2 separate regions of the Homo sapiens genome follow, and region 2 is linked to region 1. Evidence: chromatin loops called from intact Hi-C (ENCODE). Cell type or tissue: Caco-2. All regions are shown on one strand. Links, peaks and the distances in the headings refer to the core of each region. The heading gives the core; the rest is flanking DNA. Region 1 overlaps LINC02346 (long intergenic non-protein coding RNA 2346). Region 2 overlaps LINC02346 (long intergenic non-protein coding RNA 2346).

The links. A loop is a pair of places that touch in the nucleus more often than their neighbours do. Peaks named below come from ENCODE experiments on the same cell type or tissue, not always from the same donor. Only the 100,000 strongest peaks of a DNase experiment are listed, where the experiment ranks them.
Region 2: a loop joins it to region 1, with 2.2 times the contacts of the local background. A loop is called at or near these places in 5 of 110 quality-filtered maps.

What each region holds. Positions count from the first base shown.
Region 1 is chr15:26,021,284-26,029,825 of GRCh38, reverse strand. The region is part of intron 2 of LINC02346 (long intergenic non-protein coding RNA 2346); the gene reads right to left. Among named protein-coding and RNA genes, the nearest start is that of TRE-TTC2-2, 57 kb to the left of the region's middle. In Caco-2, for the core only: no CTCF peak of the experiment used is centred there; DNase peaks (open chromatin) are centred at 2,948 and 3,465.
Region 2 is chr15:25,949,751-25,958,292 of GRCh38, reverse strand. The region is part of intron 1 of LINC02346 (long intergenic non-protein coding RNA 2346); the gene reads right to left. Among named protein-coding and RNA genes, the nearest start is that of LINC02346, 52 kb to the right of the region's middle. In Caco-2, for the core only: no CTCF peak of the experiment used is centred there; no DNase peak of the experiment used is centred there.

The DNA.
Region 1 (8,542 bases), core at 2,334-4,833:
CTGGAACTCCTGACCTCAGGTGATCCACCCGCCTCCCAAAGTGCTGGGATTACAGGCGTAAGCCACCATGCCCGGCCCCGAACATTCCCTTTATATCCATCCCAGGTCTTCAGACAAACTCAACCGATTGCCAACCAGAAAATGCTTAAATTCACCTATAGCCTGGAAGCCCCTGCTTCAAACTGTCCTGCCTTTCTGAACCAAATCAATGTATTTCTCAAATGTATTTGATTAATGTCTCATGCCTCCCTAAAATATATAAAATCAAGCTGCACTCCGACCACCTTGGACACATGTTCCCAGGACCTCCTGAGGGCTGTGTCATGGGCCGTGGTCACTCATTTTTGGCTCAGAATAAATCTCTTCAGATATTTCACAGAGTTTGACTCTTTTCGTCAACAACAGACAGAACTCAAAGTCATCCCTCTGCTCATGTGAGACAAATGCAAATCTGATTGCTTCCTTTGCCCTATTGTTTCACTAAGCCAGATTAAGGCGTAAGCGACTATTCCTGTAAATGGCACATTCAATGAAGAGCTAATCAGAAACGCAAAAGGATGCAACTGTTTTTCTCTTTTCTACCTAAGACCTGGAAGCCCCCTCCCCACTTGGAGTTGTCCTACCTTTGCAGACCGAAGGAACCAGTGTTTATCTCTTGTCTCCCTAAAATGTATAAAACCAAGCTGTGCCTGGACCACCTCGGGCACATGTTGGGACCTTCTGAGGCTGCATCACAGGTGCATCCTTAACCTTGACAACATAAACTTTCTAAATCGATTGAGACCTGTCTCACATACCTTTTGGTTTACAACTGTGAAATATATGTGTATCTGAAATATATATGTAAATATATGTGAACGTTCTCTTAAGCTGTCAGGTGAGAGGCGCTGGTGTATCATTTAATTACCCACCACCATGGTTCTAACAGAGCTGGCCAAACAAGAGAGGGATGTGATCTGACTCTTCAAGTGAGCCCACACAAGCACAGCAGACAGATCCTAGCACCCAGTCTTCCTATTTGAGAATACTGTGGTGCCAGCCAAGGCAAGGAATTACCCGATTTTATTACATCCCATACTCTTAAATATGTATTAGATACCTACAGCCTTGCTTGTGCCGATACCATGGAAGGATGCAGCAAAGATTGCAGACTTGCCTGGTGACTGATGGCGACATTAAAACAGGCAAAAATGCCCCTCTCTGATCTTCCTCACTCTCCGAAGGCATAGGAGTTGACTTTCGGATAGCAAATGCAGCAATCCCTGGAGGGTTTTCAGCCAGCCGCCTGTGTGGAATTTAAAGTATTATGCATGATTAATTACCAAAAAATTCAGGCAGGCACTCTCTGTCAGGAAAGTGTTTAAAACCTTCCTGGTGGCAGATTGTGCTGCTAGCAAGAAAAATAGATGCTTCAATACCACTCAGTTTCCAAATGCATTTCCTTTCAGAAATGCTTGTGTTAGCCTGCAAATATGTGCTGTCCTACTCTGGCAATTTTAGATGCGCAGCCCCGAAGCAAAGGCTCCTTCCTGTCCTGCCAGAGAAGGGGGCGCGATTGGATGCCATGCAGAGGTGCATGACACGCATCACAGGTACGTGGCTGCCTGTCTCCTGGGCACCCTTTCCATTTTTCCTTTGCAGAATTTGTCTATGCAGCATATTAAAAATCTACCTCTACCTTGATACACTGAAGTTCTCGCAGTGAAAATGTTTATTAAGAAACATATCTGTGCCAGCCGTGGAGGCTCACGCCTGTAATCCCAGCACTTTGGGAGGTGGAGACGGGTGGATCACCTGAGGTCAGGAGCTTGAGACCAGCCTGGCCAACATGGTGAAACCCCATCTCTACTAAAAATACAAAAAAAAAAATTAGCCAGGTGTGGTGGCGGGTGCCTGTAATCCCTGCTACTCAGGAGGCTGAGGCAGGAGAATCACTTGAACCCTGGAGACGGAGGTTGCAGTGAGCCGAGATTGCGCTATTGCACTCCAGCCTGGGCAACAAGAGGGAAACTCTGTCTCAAAAAAAAAAAAAAGAAAGAAAGAAAGAAAAAAAAGAAACAGATTTTTGCCAGGCATGGTGGCTCATGCCTACAGCACCAGCCAGTTGGGAGGCTGAGGTGGGAGGACAGTTTGAGCCCAGGGGTTCCAGCCTGCAGCGCACTATGAACTCTCCTGATGAAAAGCCACTTATTCCAGCCTGGGTTACCTCACCCCCCAAAAAAAATGTTTTGGAAAAAGCTTTAGTTCCAGAAATGTGATCATCTTGATATAATTTTAGAGGGAATTGTTTTTCATAGCCACCACAGTGGAGGGAAAAGTGCTTTCTTCTATCCTTCTAGGTACTTTCGTTGGTCTACAAAATAAGTTGACATAAGACACATTAACCGGAGAAAAACACTTTTAATTATGTACGTACTCACAGGGAGTGTGACAAACATAGGAGACTCAACAAAGCAGCTAGATGACTGAGACTTATACGCTCTCCCTATCCTGAGCTACAGAAAGGAGCAGGGGCTTGGGCTTTGGGGGAGAGTGGAGACATGTTATGAGAGTAAAACCATCTTTGCAAAATTATAACTGAGGAAATTATGACAGTGAAAGAAATCAGACCTAACCAACTCCATCTTGCTTCTAACCCTTAAGCTGTCCTTGTTCGTTCCTGGGCATAGGCAGAACTAACTTTGGGAAGGAATTCAGCTCATGGTTTGACCCTAAAACAAAATTGATAACAACCCTTTCCTGAAAAGAACCCCTTCTTGCCTGGGACCAGTCTGCCTTTGCAGGACTAACAAATTAGCTACAAGATTAGAAATTACAATTTAGGGGTCATGCAGCCTCTGGTTCCAAGAGTCTGAACCTCCCCAGATTGCTCCTGGGGATAACATCACTATTGTAAAACCTAAGATCAGCACTTGAGATATCTCGCAGACCCTGCACTCAATGGATCAGCTGACACTAGCTAAACTGGTAATCCGGCCCAACCAGTTCTGCCATGGCACCCAGGAATAGAAGACATTAAAAAAACCTAACTTCAACCCCCTGTGATTCCATCTCCAACCTAATCAATCCCCACCTCCCAAGCCCCTATGTGCCAAATTATCTTTAAAAACTCTGATCCCCGAATGCTTGGGGAGACTGATTTGAGTAACTATGAAATTCTGGTCTCCTACACAGCCGGCTCTGTGTGAATCACTCTTTCTCCATTGTCGTTCCCCTGTCTCGATAAATCGGTTCTATCTAGGCAGCAGGCAAGGTGAGCCCATTGGGTGGTTACAAGAGGGTAACAAGAGGGGAGGAAATGTATGGTGAATAAGCATTGCCTGGTTACCCAGATAAAAGTCTCTCTGTCAGAGGTGTTTCAACCAGAGCAACTCCATATTGAATAGGTGCTAAGTAAGATAAGGCTGGACCTGCTGGGCTGCATTCCCAGGAGGTTAGGCATTCTTAGTCACAGAATGAAATAGAAGGTCAGCACAAGATACAGGTCATAAAGATCTTGCTGATGAAACAGGTTGCAGTGGGCCGGGCTCAGTGGCTCACGCCTGTAATCCCAGCACTTTGGGAGGCTGAGGTGGGAGGATCATGAGGTCAGGAGATCAAGACCATCCTAGCTAACCCGGTGAAACCCCTTCTCTACTAAAAAAAATACAAAAAATTATCTGGGCGTGGTGGCAGGCACCTGCAGTCCCAGCTGCTCGGGAGGCTGAGGCAGGAGAATGGCGTGAACCCAGGATGCCAAGCTTGCGGTGAGCGGAGATCGTGCCACTGCACTCCACCCTGGGCAACAGAGTGAGACTCTGTCTCAAAATAAATAAATAAATAAATAAATAAATACAAGTTGCAGTAAAGAAGCTGGATAAATCCCACCAAAACCAAGACAGCCATGAGCATGAACTCTGGTCGTCCTCACTGCTACACTCCCACCAGCGCCATGACAGTTTACAAATGCCATGGCCACGTCAGGAAGTTACCCTACATGGTCTAAAAAGGGGAGGCATGAATAATCCACCCCTTGCTCAGCATATCATCAAGAAATAACCACAAAAATGGGCAACCAGCAGTACTCGGCGCTGCTCTGCCTATGGAGTAGCCATTCTTTTATTCCTTTACTTTCTTAATAAACTTACTTTCACTTTACTCTGTAAACTCGCCCTGAATTCTTTCTTGCATGACATCCAAGAACCCTCTCTTGGAGTCTGAATTGGGACTCTTCCCCATAACATCTCTGTTGTAAAATTATCTCTGTTCCTAGTACAGCCATCTTTACTAATGAAATGTTTTTGTAGGTATAAATTTCCTGTACAAAAGGGGAACTTTTTGCTTTGTTTTAGCAGTTGGGGGAGGTAAAGCACTTTCTCTGCTTTGGCTGATTCTTAACTTATTTTAGTTCAAAGTAATGAATATGCCAAAGTGGAATATTTGGTGATGGCGTATCTTGAGCCCTCTGTTCCAGCTAAATCCTGCTTCATGAGGAAAGAAGAGGGTCCTTTAGAAGTGCCATCATTGCTCGAGATGATCCTGTAGCTGCCCTGCAATTAATTGTATAAACATACTAGGTGAACTTGGAGTTCTCCTAGAAAATAGAAGAAAACCCTGAAAAGTCTCTGTCACTCTGCAGGTTATGACTACCATAAGGACATGTTATACAATACACGTGACCATGCTTGCAGTTCTGTTCTGCAGGATGCCATGCAGCCATGCATGCTAAGGTTAGAAAAATAGACTGAAAACATAAGATAGACTGTTAAGTAATAAAATTAAGAAATAAAATAGTATAAACTGTACATTTTTAACCATCCTATTTAAAAATTAATTTTCTAAAAAAACACTGAAAGGCCAGGTGTGGTGGCTCCCGCCTGTAATCCCAGCACTTTGCGAGGCCAAGGTGGGTGGATTACCTGAGGTTAGTAGTTCAAGATCAGCTTGGTCAATGTGGTGAAACCCTGTCTCTACTAAAAACACAAAAATTAGCCAGGTGTGGTGGGTGCCTGTAATCCCAGCTACTCGGGAGGCTGAGGCAGGAGAATCTCTTGAACCTGGGAGGCGGAGGTTGCAGTGAGCCAAGATCATGCCATTGCACTCCAGCCTGGGCGACAGAGCAAGACTCCATCTCAAAAAAAAAAAAAAAAAAAGAAAAGAAAAGAAAAGAAAAAAGAAAAAAACACTGAATGGAAATGGATCACATGATTCTTTTCTCCCCACTTTTCTCTGTTTACCAAATCCCTTTATTGAGCAAGTATTACTTTTACAATGATAAAGGAAAAGAAAGAAAACAAGGAGTGACAGAGCTCAAGGCCGGAGACCATGCTGCTGATGGGCTGTGTCATCTAAGTCCAGCTCCTCTAATGTTTTCTGAGCACCTGCCAGGCTCAGTGGACACACTGGGATACTACTCAGGGCAAGACACCATGTTATCCTCCTGCAGCAACAATCGCTCCCTTTCTGTACCGCTCACACAACTTCACCTTGCCTCATCTCAGCAGATGCAATGGATCAGAACCTATGGCTAAATGACCTTGTCAGCACAGCCACCTGGATGTTGTATGGCAGATGCACCTGAGAGCAATAACTTTACCCCGAGAATGACCCTGTGGCCTAAGAAGAATGTGTGTACCTTGTCCCAAGCTAAGGAATCCAAGAGTAGCAGATCTGGAGAGTCTTTCCTTATCCATGAAGGATGTCCAAACCCCTGGCCCATCCTTTGGAAAGCAGGCCATACAGAGGATTGAGGCCCTTTGTTTTGGGTCAAATGAGGTTGCCAGGTGGAGATGGCTAGGTGGAAGGTGCTAAGTGAAAATGTGATATAAACTGCATGCTTTTTAGAAACAGTAGCAGTTCTCCAGTCTAGCCCACTGCCACTGGACTGTCCCTGTGTGTTTGTAAATTCTTCAGATAAACCCCGTGACTCACTTATTATCTCTGGACTTCTTTTTTGGCCTCTCAGACATACTGCCATCCTTACGGGAGTCAGTACGGGTTCAGCACAACAGTTGTGACATTCTAGACCACTCTGAAACCACCTTTGGCAGTGAGGGAAGTCTCACATGGAAAAATTCTGGCAGTGAAAGAAATTGGACATCGCTGATTCCACCCTACTTCTAACCTCACAGGATGCCCTTGTTCATTCCTGGGCGTAGGCCAAACTAACCTTCAGATGAATTTAGTTTATAGTGTAACTTTGAAACAAAGATGACAACATCCCCTTCCTAAAACTAACCGCCTCCTTGCTCTGGGACTGAAACCACCTTTGTAAAACTGACAAATTAGACACAAGGTTAGAACTGTGGTTCAGGAGTCTTGCAGTCGAAGGTCGCAAGATTGCAACCTCCTGTAGGGAACGTCACTACTGTTAAACCTAGGACTGGTATGTGAAGTGTCTTTTGGACCTTGCATTTTGATGGACCAGCTGTGGCCACCTGGACTGGTAACCCATACCAAGACAGTGACTCAGCTGGTCTTGTAACCTTCACCTAGGAACTGATTCAGCACAAAACGACAGCTTCAACCCGCTATGATTTACCAACTAAGATGGACCCTAAAGTTAATGAAACAGAGTTACTTACAGGCCGGGCGCGGTGGCTCACGCCTGTAATCCCAGCACTTTGGGAGGCCGAAGTGCGTGGATCACAAGGTCAGGAGATCGAGATCATCCTAGCTAACACAGTGAAACCTTGTCTCTACTAAAAATCCAAAAAAAAAAAAAAAACAAAACCCAAATTAGCCGGGCATGGTGGCGGGCGCCAGTAGTCCCAGCTAGTCAGGAGGCTAAGGCAGGAGAATGGCATGAACCTGGGAGGTGGAGCTGGCAGTGAGCCAAAATCACACCACTCTGCCTGGGTGACAGAGCGAGACTCCGTCTCAAAAAAAAAAAAAAAAAGTTATTTACAAATGGAAGTTTAGGGCCTGGCTGGCATGGCAAATTTCTAAATTCTTACAGCTACAAGAAAAACCACACCCTTGCTAAACTCTCCAACAAAAGGAATTATTAGGCTGATTTACAACCCAGACCACTACAACCCTGATTGGAAAGAGAATCGGCCTTACAAGCATTCTTTTTTTTTTTTTTTTTTTTTGAGACAGAGTCTGGCTCTGTCACCCAAGCTGGAGTGCAGCGGTGAGATCTCGGCTCACTGCAAGCTCCACCTCCCAGGTTCACGCCATTCTCCTGCCTCAGCCTCCCAAGTAGCTGGGACCACAGGCGCCCGCCATCACGCCTGGCTAATTTTTCTATTTTTAGTAGAGACAGGGTTTCACCATGTTAGCCAGGATGGTCTCGATCTCCTGACCTTGTGATCCACCTGCCTCGGCCTCCCAAAGTGCTGGGATTACAGGTCTGAGCCACTGCGCCCGGCCACAAGCATTCTTTTCTGATAAGCAACTACGGAACTTAAGCCAGTTTCAACAGCTTATAGAGGCTGAGCACAAACTGTCTCTGTGTTCTATAGTTCACCTTTTGACATAAAGACCCAAATTCCACCTCATTTTAATGCAAAAAACCCCATCCCAAAGTGAACATGGGATGTATGTTACATATATTATGTATGTATATATATGGATATGTACATTTATATGTTAATATGTATACATATTGCATGCATATATACATGTATAAGTATATGTGTATTCATTTAGCATGTAAATATGTTACCCATTCTGCATGTGCATAAATATGTACATAACACCCATAACTATGTACAGCTTTCCCTCCAAACCTGCTGAATATGTTTGACTCTATTGTGTAATGTGGACCCTGTGAGGCATAAAACCCAAATTGTCCTTCCAGTCTTCAAAGAGAGAGCACCTTCAGTCCATGCTGGCGACTTTCTCCTCCTGGCTTGCAAACCAATATCATCAATAAAGGTCTCCTTCCTAATATTTAGCCATCTTGGTAGTGTTTTGGATGACAAAAGGTTTAAAGAGTTGTGACCAATGTCCATCTATGGCAAAAAGTCAACTTCCGTCTAAGCCGAGTTGGCACCCTGGGAATTGGATTACCTTGCTCAGGACAGCAAATACGTCTAGAACTTGGAACCAGAGTCAGTGAGGTCCAAGTCCCCTAATGGCTCAAGAGACTTCATTCACTTAGGCTTAAGGAATACATTTCTACTCCTAAACCAGTCACTGTTACTCTAATGTAGTGTACGTCCTTCAGGCTCTACAAGTCCAAAACTGAATCATGCTCCTGTGCGTCTCCTACACTGTTAACGATACTGTTGAATACCCGATCACTCAGTGACCAAACTTCACTGGTCTCCCCTGTGTGTTCATCTCCCAAGTCCTCCACGTTCAGGTTATTTTGCAGCCTTGTTTTTGTCTCTGAGCCCCTTCTTTAAGCTACTCTCCCCTTTCCCTTTGGTTGATGATTCAGGTTACGCTCTCCTGATTTTTGGGCAAAACCACTCCTCCTTCTGCTGTGCTGCTCCAGAGGTTGTTCTTTTGTTTGTTTGTTTTGTTTTGTTTTGTTTTGCGATGTAGCCTCACTCTGTTGCTCAGGCTGGAGTACAGTGGCACCATCTCGGCTCAATGAAACCTCCGCCTCCCG
Region 2 (8,542 bases), core at 2,246-4,745, 71 kb after region 1:
CACAAGGTCCCTCTGCATGGGGACCCAGCTACTCTTCAGTCAATGGGGTCCACATTTAAGATTCTAGAATAAATAGCTGAGGCATATAACTCTAAGACAAGATAGATAGGTAGGTAGGTAGGTAGGTGGATAGAAATTTTTTCCTGGGTACTTTGCCTCAGAGAATGGATACACAGTATTACTTTCAAAGATTTTACACTTTTTTTTTTTTCAGAGCAATTCAAGCATAGAGAATGAAAACTGGCGATCTTTCTTTCGGCACAAAAGTTCTTTTCATATTTTCTAAGCAGACAAAAAGAAGTCTATGTATTACAAGCACACACCTACCAAACTCTATACATGTATGTATGTGTACGTTACATGTATGTATGTGTATGTGTACGTGTGTCTACAAAAGTTCTCTGAGGAATCTGCTACCACAGAGGCACCTCCCTCCAGGAAGAGTTCTTGTTGCTCAACTGCAAATCTTGAAGTCGGGACCCAGCCGGGGTCCACTCTTCCCACCTCAGCCTCAGTGCTGCGCAGGGGGCAGGTGTGGGGGAGACGTTTTCCTCTGGAAACAGCCCACTTCAAGTTCAACGAAAGCAGCTTCTTCCCTTCCTCTCATATCTCACATACCGTGAAAGAGGAATGTGCTCCTAAATATTGAATCTACAAGGCTGCAGGCATTTTTGGAGAAAAAAATTAGGTACGAGCTTGATAGAGGAATGAAACAACAATGGAGGAGCATGTGTGTATCATGTGCGTGTGTGTGGTGTGTGTGGCATACGTGTGTACTGTGTGCGATGTGTGTGGTGTATGTGGTGTGGTGTGGGGTGTGTGTGATATGTGTGTGGTGTGTATGTGTGTATAGTGTGGTGTGTGTGTGATCTGTGTGATGTGTGTGGTATATGATATGCGTGGTATGTGATGTGTGTGGTGTATGGGGTGTGTGGGTGGTGTGTGTGTATGCCTGATGTGTATGTGTGTGGTGTGTGTGATATGTGAAGTGGTTGATATGCATGTATGTGGTGTGTCTGTGTGTTATGTGTGCTGTGTGTGGTGCTATGTGTGTGGTATGGAGTATGTGTGTGGCGTGTGTGTGTGGTATGTGTAGGATGTATATGGTATGTGTTTGGGGTGTGTGTATGTGTGTGTGTGCCTGATTATGTGTGTGTGTGATGTGAATGTGTGTCTGTGTGGTATATGTGGTGTGTGGTGTGGAGGGGTGTGTGTGTATGTGTGGTATGTATGTCTATGTGGTATGTGGTGTGTGGTGTGGGAAAGTGTATGTGTTGTGTGTGGTATGTGGTGCGTGTACACCTGATGTGTGTGTGGTGTAAGTGTGTGCCTGTGTGGTATGTGGTGTGTGGTGTGGGTGTGTGCACCTGATACGTGTGTGCGTGGTATAAGTATGTGTGTGGTGTGGCGGGTGGATGTGTGGTGTATGGTGTGTGGTGTGGGTATGAGAGTGAATATGGCCCTGATGAGAAACAAAATGAGGGTTCCCCTATGGAGCTTCTGTTCAGTTCCAGCCTGTCATTACGTGAAATCAGCTTCATTTTCTTCTGGCACACGTCTTCTCTCCTATTGTTACTCTAGACCCAAGTTTTACTTGAGTGAACTTATGCGATGGGCATGTGTACAGTGGACCCCTCAGCAGACATCACTTGTTCCGGAACAGACAACCTTTGCTTATGCCGGTGTTGCCCATAGGAGTTACAACAATAATGCAAGAAAAACTAAACTCAAAGATGACGGATTACAGGTGTGATGTAGATTACATAACAGAGTTACTGCATAAAATACAGGAGGCCCAGTTAAATTTGAATTTCAAATACACACACACAAAATTTTAGTGTGAATATACCTTATGCAATATTTGAGACATACCTATACTAAAATATATTTGTTTTGTCAATATGAATTCAACTTTAGTGGGCATCCTATATTTTTATGTGTTAATTCTGGCGATTCTACTATATAATGCTGGTTCTTATTGTGATTGTATAAGAAAGTTGCTGGACTCTAATCAGCAGACCCATACACGAAGGAAATACATTAGCCCAAACATCAAACTTCTCATGAATGAACATACATATGTATGTTTTAGGCTGAAATAAGACCATACAATTTTTTATGATTCCCTACCATAAATGATGTTTTCACTTAACCAACCAACTTACAAGTCAAGTTTGCATCAGCAAAAACAATTTCTGTATATATATTTTTTAATTTTAGAAGTGACCCATTATGTAGAAATGGTGAGATCCTTTCGCTCAATTCTCAATGAGTTGGAGCCAACATTTTGTCTCAATACTGTGCAGTGAAAAGTTCTTTTCAAACTATTGACATCCCCAAAGGTATGCACTTAAGAGCTTGTCCAAGTCTGTCGCTTTCCTATTGGCCTCCACCAGGGAGTGAGTGAGCGAGCAAGACATAACAAGATGCCCCTCAGTTGTGCACTTACTACATATTCATAGCTGCAAATGTCTGGCAAGACAAGGACAAGGCTGCTTAGAAGATGCACAAACAGAAAGCACTAGCCTCATGAATGCCTGGAGGAATTAACTCACATTACCAATCCCCTCCCTCCCATCTCTTCACCCTATAGAAACCAATGTCCACTGAAATCTTTAAGAAATAAACATTTTCTTTAGAAAAAAATTCTGTTTCTAAATATGCATATAAAAATGATCCCTTCACTTAATTTAAAAATATTTTAGTTATGGCTTTACAGAGAATATGTTCCTAATAATGGAGAAAAAAAGAAGTATCTCTATGTAAAATACAGAGAGCAAATAGACTAAAATATAGTGGTTATCACGAAGTGATATGATTGTGGCTGATTTTATTTTCTACTTTTCAAATCTTTATACTTTTTACAATAGATATGTATTAATTTCATAATCATAAAAATGGACCTTGTTTTTAAAACCCACTGTGGTTTTCAAATATGTGTCCTGGTGCAGATACAACCGGTGTTGTCCCCAAGTGCCGGTGCTGCCTCTCCTGGGTACTAGATTTTTTCCATTATCTCCACCTCCAAATCAAAGACTGATGCCCTCCAAGAAAAGCTCTGGAAGTGCTGACAAGCTGCTACCTCAAGGGAGTTCAAGAGCTCCTTGTGTTGAGAAGGAAATAGCTGGAGCACATATATAACCCATCAAGCTGCAGCCTAAAGATAAGATCAAAAAGCAGCCAGAGAATGAAATGGAAGGCTTCCCTGCTTCTTCACACAGGTGAGATTCTCACTTTTCAAGTTCAGAGTAAAATAAGTATTTGAAAGTAGAATCCACACGGGAGAAATTTGGGTTCACATTATTAGTACACTAACAATATGGAAGAGTCTTCAAATCAACTCAGGAAAATGGCTTTAAAAGAAAAGAAAGGTCAGGAGTGACGTCAGCCAGATGATGGAATAGAAACCCCTCACCAGGCTCTTGTTCCCCAGCATAGACACTGACTTAACAACAACATATGGACCAAATTGCTTTTGTCAGAGTTCCAGACCCCAATTAAGAGGTTGCAGCATCCCAGGTGAGCTCAAAGCCAAGAAAAGCTGTGTTGATCCAGGTGGTGAAGTGAGTTGCACTCTGTCTGCCCTGTCCCCTTCCTGGATGCAATATGGTGTAACTGGAAGAAAACTCTGCCCCGGGGCCTTTCCCTCGAGAGAGAAAGAGAAGAGCTGAATTTGTGTCCAGTGTTCTGGATTTTCAAGGGGCTGCCAAGGGGTTAGTGCTGGCCTTGCCTAACTCGAGGTGCAGACAGGGCTCCACTGTACTTTGGATGTCAGACTGGGGACAGCTGAGAACAAGGCCAGCATTGTGGCTTGTTACACCAGAGACACTACAGTATTGCAGACAAGCACCAGGAGGTGCAAGGGATTTTGGACTCCTGAGAAGAAGCACGACAAATCTCTTTTATTGGGAATGAAAGGTTTCAGAGTCCCCAGAATCTCTAGCTAGGCTGATTGGTACAAATCCTCCTGTATATAAAACCAGTTTGTAAAGACTGAGAGGGGTGGCTGGTTTCTTCAAATGCCCAAATCTCAACAAAGGATCACAGGCATATATAGAATAGAGAAAGGTGACCTAGTCAAAGGAACAAAATAAATCTCCAGAAAATGACCTTAAAGATATGGAGATATATGGCCAGCCGCAGTGGTTCACACCTGTAATCCCAGCACTTTGGGAGGCCGAGGCAGGCGGATCACAAGGTCAGGAGATCGAGACCATCCTGGCTAACACGGTGAAACCCATTTTCTACTAAAAGTACAAAAAATTAGCTGGGAGTGGTGGCGGGCGCCCGTAGTTCCAGCTACTGGGGAGACTGAGGCAGGAGAATGGTGTGAATCTGGGAGGTGGACATTGCAGGGAGCCTCAGACTGGGTGACAGAGCAAGACTCTGTCTCAAAAAAAAAAAAAGATATGGAGATATATTAATTACTTGCCAAAGAACTCAAAATAACTGTCTCAAGGGTATTCAATGACCTAAAAGAGAACATAGATGGACAACTTCATAAAATCAGAAAAACACATGAACAAAATGAGAATATCAACAAAGAGATAGAAACTGCAAAAACAACACAGAAATTCTAGAGCTAAAGAATACAATACTTTGGGAGGCCGAGGCGGGTGGATCACGAGGTCAAGAGACAGAGACCATCCTGGCCAACATGATGAAACCCCGTCTCTACTAAAAATACAAAAATTAGCCAGGCATGGTGGTGGGTGCCTATAGTCCCAGCTACTCAGGAGGCTGAGGCAGGAGAATCACTTGAACCCGGAAGGCAGAAGTTTCAGTGAGCCAAGATTGTGCCACTGCACTCCAGCCTGGCGACAGAGAGAGACTCAAAAAAAAAAAAAAAAAGAATACAATAATTGAATTGGAAAATTCACTAGAGGGTTTCAATAACAAACTTGATCAAACAGAAAAAAAGAATCAGCAAACTTTCATATGTCAACAGTGAACTCATTCTTGACAAAGATGCTAAGAGCATACATTGGGGAAAGGACTCTCTTCAATAAATTATACCAGGAAAACTAGATAGCCACATGCAGAAAATGAAACTAGACCCCTATCTCTCACCATATACAAAAAATCAAATCAAAGTGGATTAAAGACTTAAACTTACGACCTCAAACTATGAAGCTACTAAAAGAAAACATTGGGTAAATTCTCCAGCTCATTGGTCTGGGGAAAGATTTTCTGAGTAATACTCCACGAGCATAGGCAACCAAATCAAAAATGGACAAATGGGATCACGTTGAGTTGAAAAGCTCCTGCACAGCAAGGGAAGCAAACCACAAAGTGAAGAGGTAACCCACAGAACGGGAGAAAATATTTGCAAACTACACATCTGAAAAGGGATTCAAAACCAGAATTATGTAACAAGCTCAAACAACTCTGTAGGAAAAAAATCTAATAATCCAAACAAAAAATAGGCAAAAGATGTGAATAGATATTTCTTAAAAAGAGACATACAAATGCAAACAGGCTTGTGAAAAGGTGCTCAACATAACTGATCCTCAGAGAAACGCAAATCAAAACTACAATAAGACACCATGTCACCCCAGTTAAAATGGCTTTTATCCAAACAAATACTGACAAGGATGTGGAGACAAGGGAACTCTTGTACATTGTTGGTGGGAATGTAAATTACCACAGCCACTGTGGAGAGCAGTTTGGAGGTTCCTGAAAAAACTAAAAATGGAACTACCATATGACCCAGTAATCCCACTGCTAGGTTTATACTCAAAAGAAAGGAAATCAATATATCAAAGAGATATCTGCACTCCGATGTTTGTTGCAGCACTGTTCACAATAGCCAAGATTTGAAAGCAATTATCTGTCCATCAATACATAAATGCATAACGAAAATGTGTTATATGTGCAGTACTATTCAGCCATAAAAAAGAATGGGATACTGTCATTTGCAACAACATGGATGGAACTGGAGGTCGTTATGTTAAGTGAAATAAGCCAGGCACAGGAAGACAAACTTCACATGTTCTCATTTATTTGTGGGAGCTAAAAATGAAAATAATTGAACTCGTGGAGATAGGGAGTAGAACGATGGGCCTGGCATGGTGGCTCATGCCTGTCATCTCAGCATTTTTGGAGGCCAAGGTGGAAGGATTGTTTGAGCCTAGGAGTTCAAGACAAGCCTGTGCTACATAGCAAAACCTCACCTCTACTAAAAAATCAAAAACATTAGCCAGGCTTGGTGGCAATGAAATTCAGTGGAACTCATGGGACACCATCAAGTAAGGGGAAAGCTTCATGACAGTGGATTTGGCAGTGATTTCTTGGATATGACACCAAAGGCACAGAAAACAAAAGAAAAAATAGGCATATAAGAATACATTGAACTTTAAAATTTCTGTGCATCAAAGGAAACAATCAAAGTGAAAAGGCAGCTTCTGGTGGAAGAACATATTTGCAAATTGTATATCTAAGGGGTTAATATCCAAAATATTGAAAGAACTACTACAAGCCAACAACAGAAAAACAAATAATCTGATTAAAAATTGGCAAAGAACTTGAATAGACATTTCTCCAAAGAAGATATGCAAATGGCCAACAAGCGTATGAAAAGATGCTCAACATCACTAATCATTAGAAAAATGTAAATTAAAACCACAATGAGCTGTCACCTTATACCCATTAAGATGGCCACTATTAAAATAACAGAAAACAACAAGCACTATCTAGGATGGAGAAATTGAAATCCCTGTGTGCTGTTGGTGGAATGTAAAATGGTATAGCTGCTATAACGAGCAGTATGGAGGTTCCTCAAAAAATTGTAACTAGAAATACCACATGATCCAGCAATCTCATTTCTGGGTATACATCCGAAAGGATTGAAAACAAGATCTCAAAGAAATACTTGCACACGCATGTTAATTGCAACATTATTCACAGTAGCTAAGAGGGAGAAGCAATCCAGTGTCCATAAGTGGATGAAACAATAAAGAAAATGTGGGCCAGATGCAGTGCTTCATATCTGTAATTCCAGAACTTTGGAAGGCCAAGGCAGGAGAATAGCTAGAGCCCAAGAGCTCAAGACAAGCCTGGGCAAAATAGTGAGACCCCATCTCCACACACACACACAAAAAATGTTTTTAATTAGCCAGGCATGGTATCATGTGCCTGTAGTCCCAGCTACTCAGAAGGCTGAGGCAGCAGGATAGCTTGAGAATTGGAGATTCAGACTGCAGTGAGCCACGATCTTGCCACTGCACTCCAGCCTGGGCAACAGAGTGAGATTGTCTCAATCAATCAATCAATCAATCAATGTGGTCTATCCATGCAATGGAATACTATAATATTATTAGCCTTAAAAAAGAAAGAGGCCTTGTCACATGCTACAACATAGATGAACCTTGAAAACATTACACTAGTACTAGTTGAAATGAGCCAGTCACACAAAGACAAATAGTGTATGATTTCTCTTACATTAGGTTCGTAATTAGTCAAACTCATAGAAACAGAAAATAAAATGGTTGTTTCCAGAAGCCAGGGGATAGAGAAATGGGGAGTTGTTGTAGAGTGGATATAGTTTCAGTTCTCCAAGAGGAGCAAGTTCTAGAAACTCATTACTCAACAAATGTATATACTTATCACTACTGCACTGTATACTTACAAATGGTTAATATGGTAAATTTTATGTTGTGCATTATCACCATAATATTTTTAAAAGAAGGGGCTTGTGTTTCCCTTTTGTGATCACCCATTTTTCACTTCAGCATTTTGAACTTTAGGTTTCCTGTAGCTGTTTTCCTGACCCCTGGAGATACCGGGCTCAGAATGTCTCCAGCACCTTGTAGGCAGATACTTCTCAGCATCTTATTGGGCTCTGTGTGCTTGATGCTTAAAGTGACATGGAGACATGCCACTTGCTGAGAGGCAAAGAAAGGCAAAAGGTGACTGCTTTCCTGGCTTCAATGAAGGCAGAGAGAAGGGATATTGGAGGCACAGATGTTAAGGCATAAGCAATACCAAGAGTTGCCAACAGAAGAATTAACCCCTGTCCTGGTAACATTTGCAGGTGTTTTTCACAGGGCCAGTGGATTTCATGTGAGTGCTGTCCAGCACCAAAGGAAATGGCCAACACACATGGAGCAGCCTGCAGCGTCCAGCACCAAGGAGGGTGGCCAGCAGGCATGGCGCAGCCTGCCTGTCCCAGGAAAGCAGGAGTCACAGGACACACTGGACCCAGGTAAACATGTATATTAGTTTCCTGTGGCTGTTATAGCAAATTACCAAAAATTTCATGACTCAAAACAACAGAAATTTATATTTTCTCACAGGTTTGGATTCCAGAAGTCCAAAATTAGTATCACTGGCCTGAAATCTAAGTATCAGCAGAGCCAATGCTCTCAGAGGCTGAGGGGAAAATCCATCCTCTGACTTCCTCAGCTTCTGATGGCTGCTGGCATTCATTGTCTTGCAGCTCCACCACTCCAGGCTCTGCCTTCTTGGTCACAGGGCCTCCTCCTCTTCTGTCTGAAGTTAAATCTCCTTTATCTCCCTCTTATAAGGATATATGTGCCAGGAT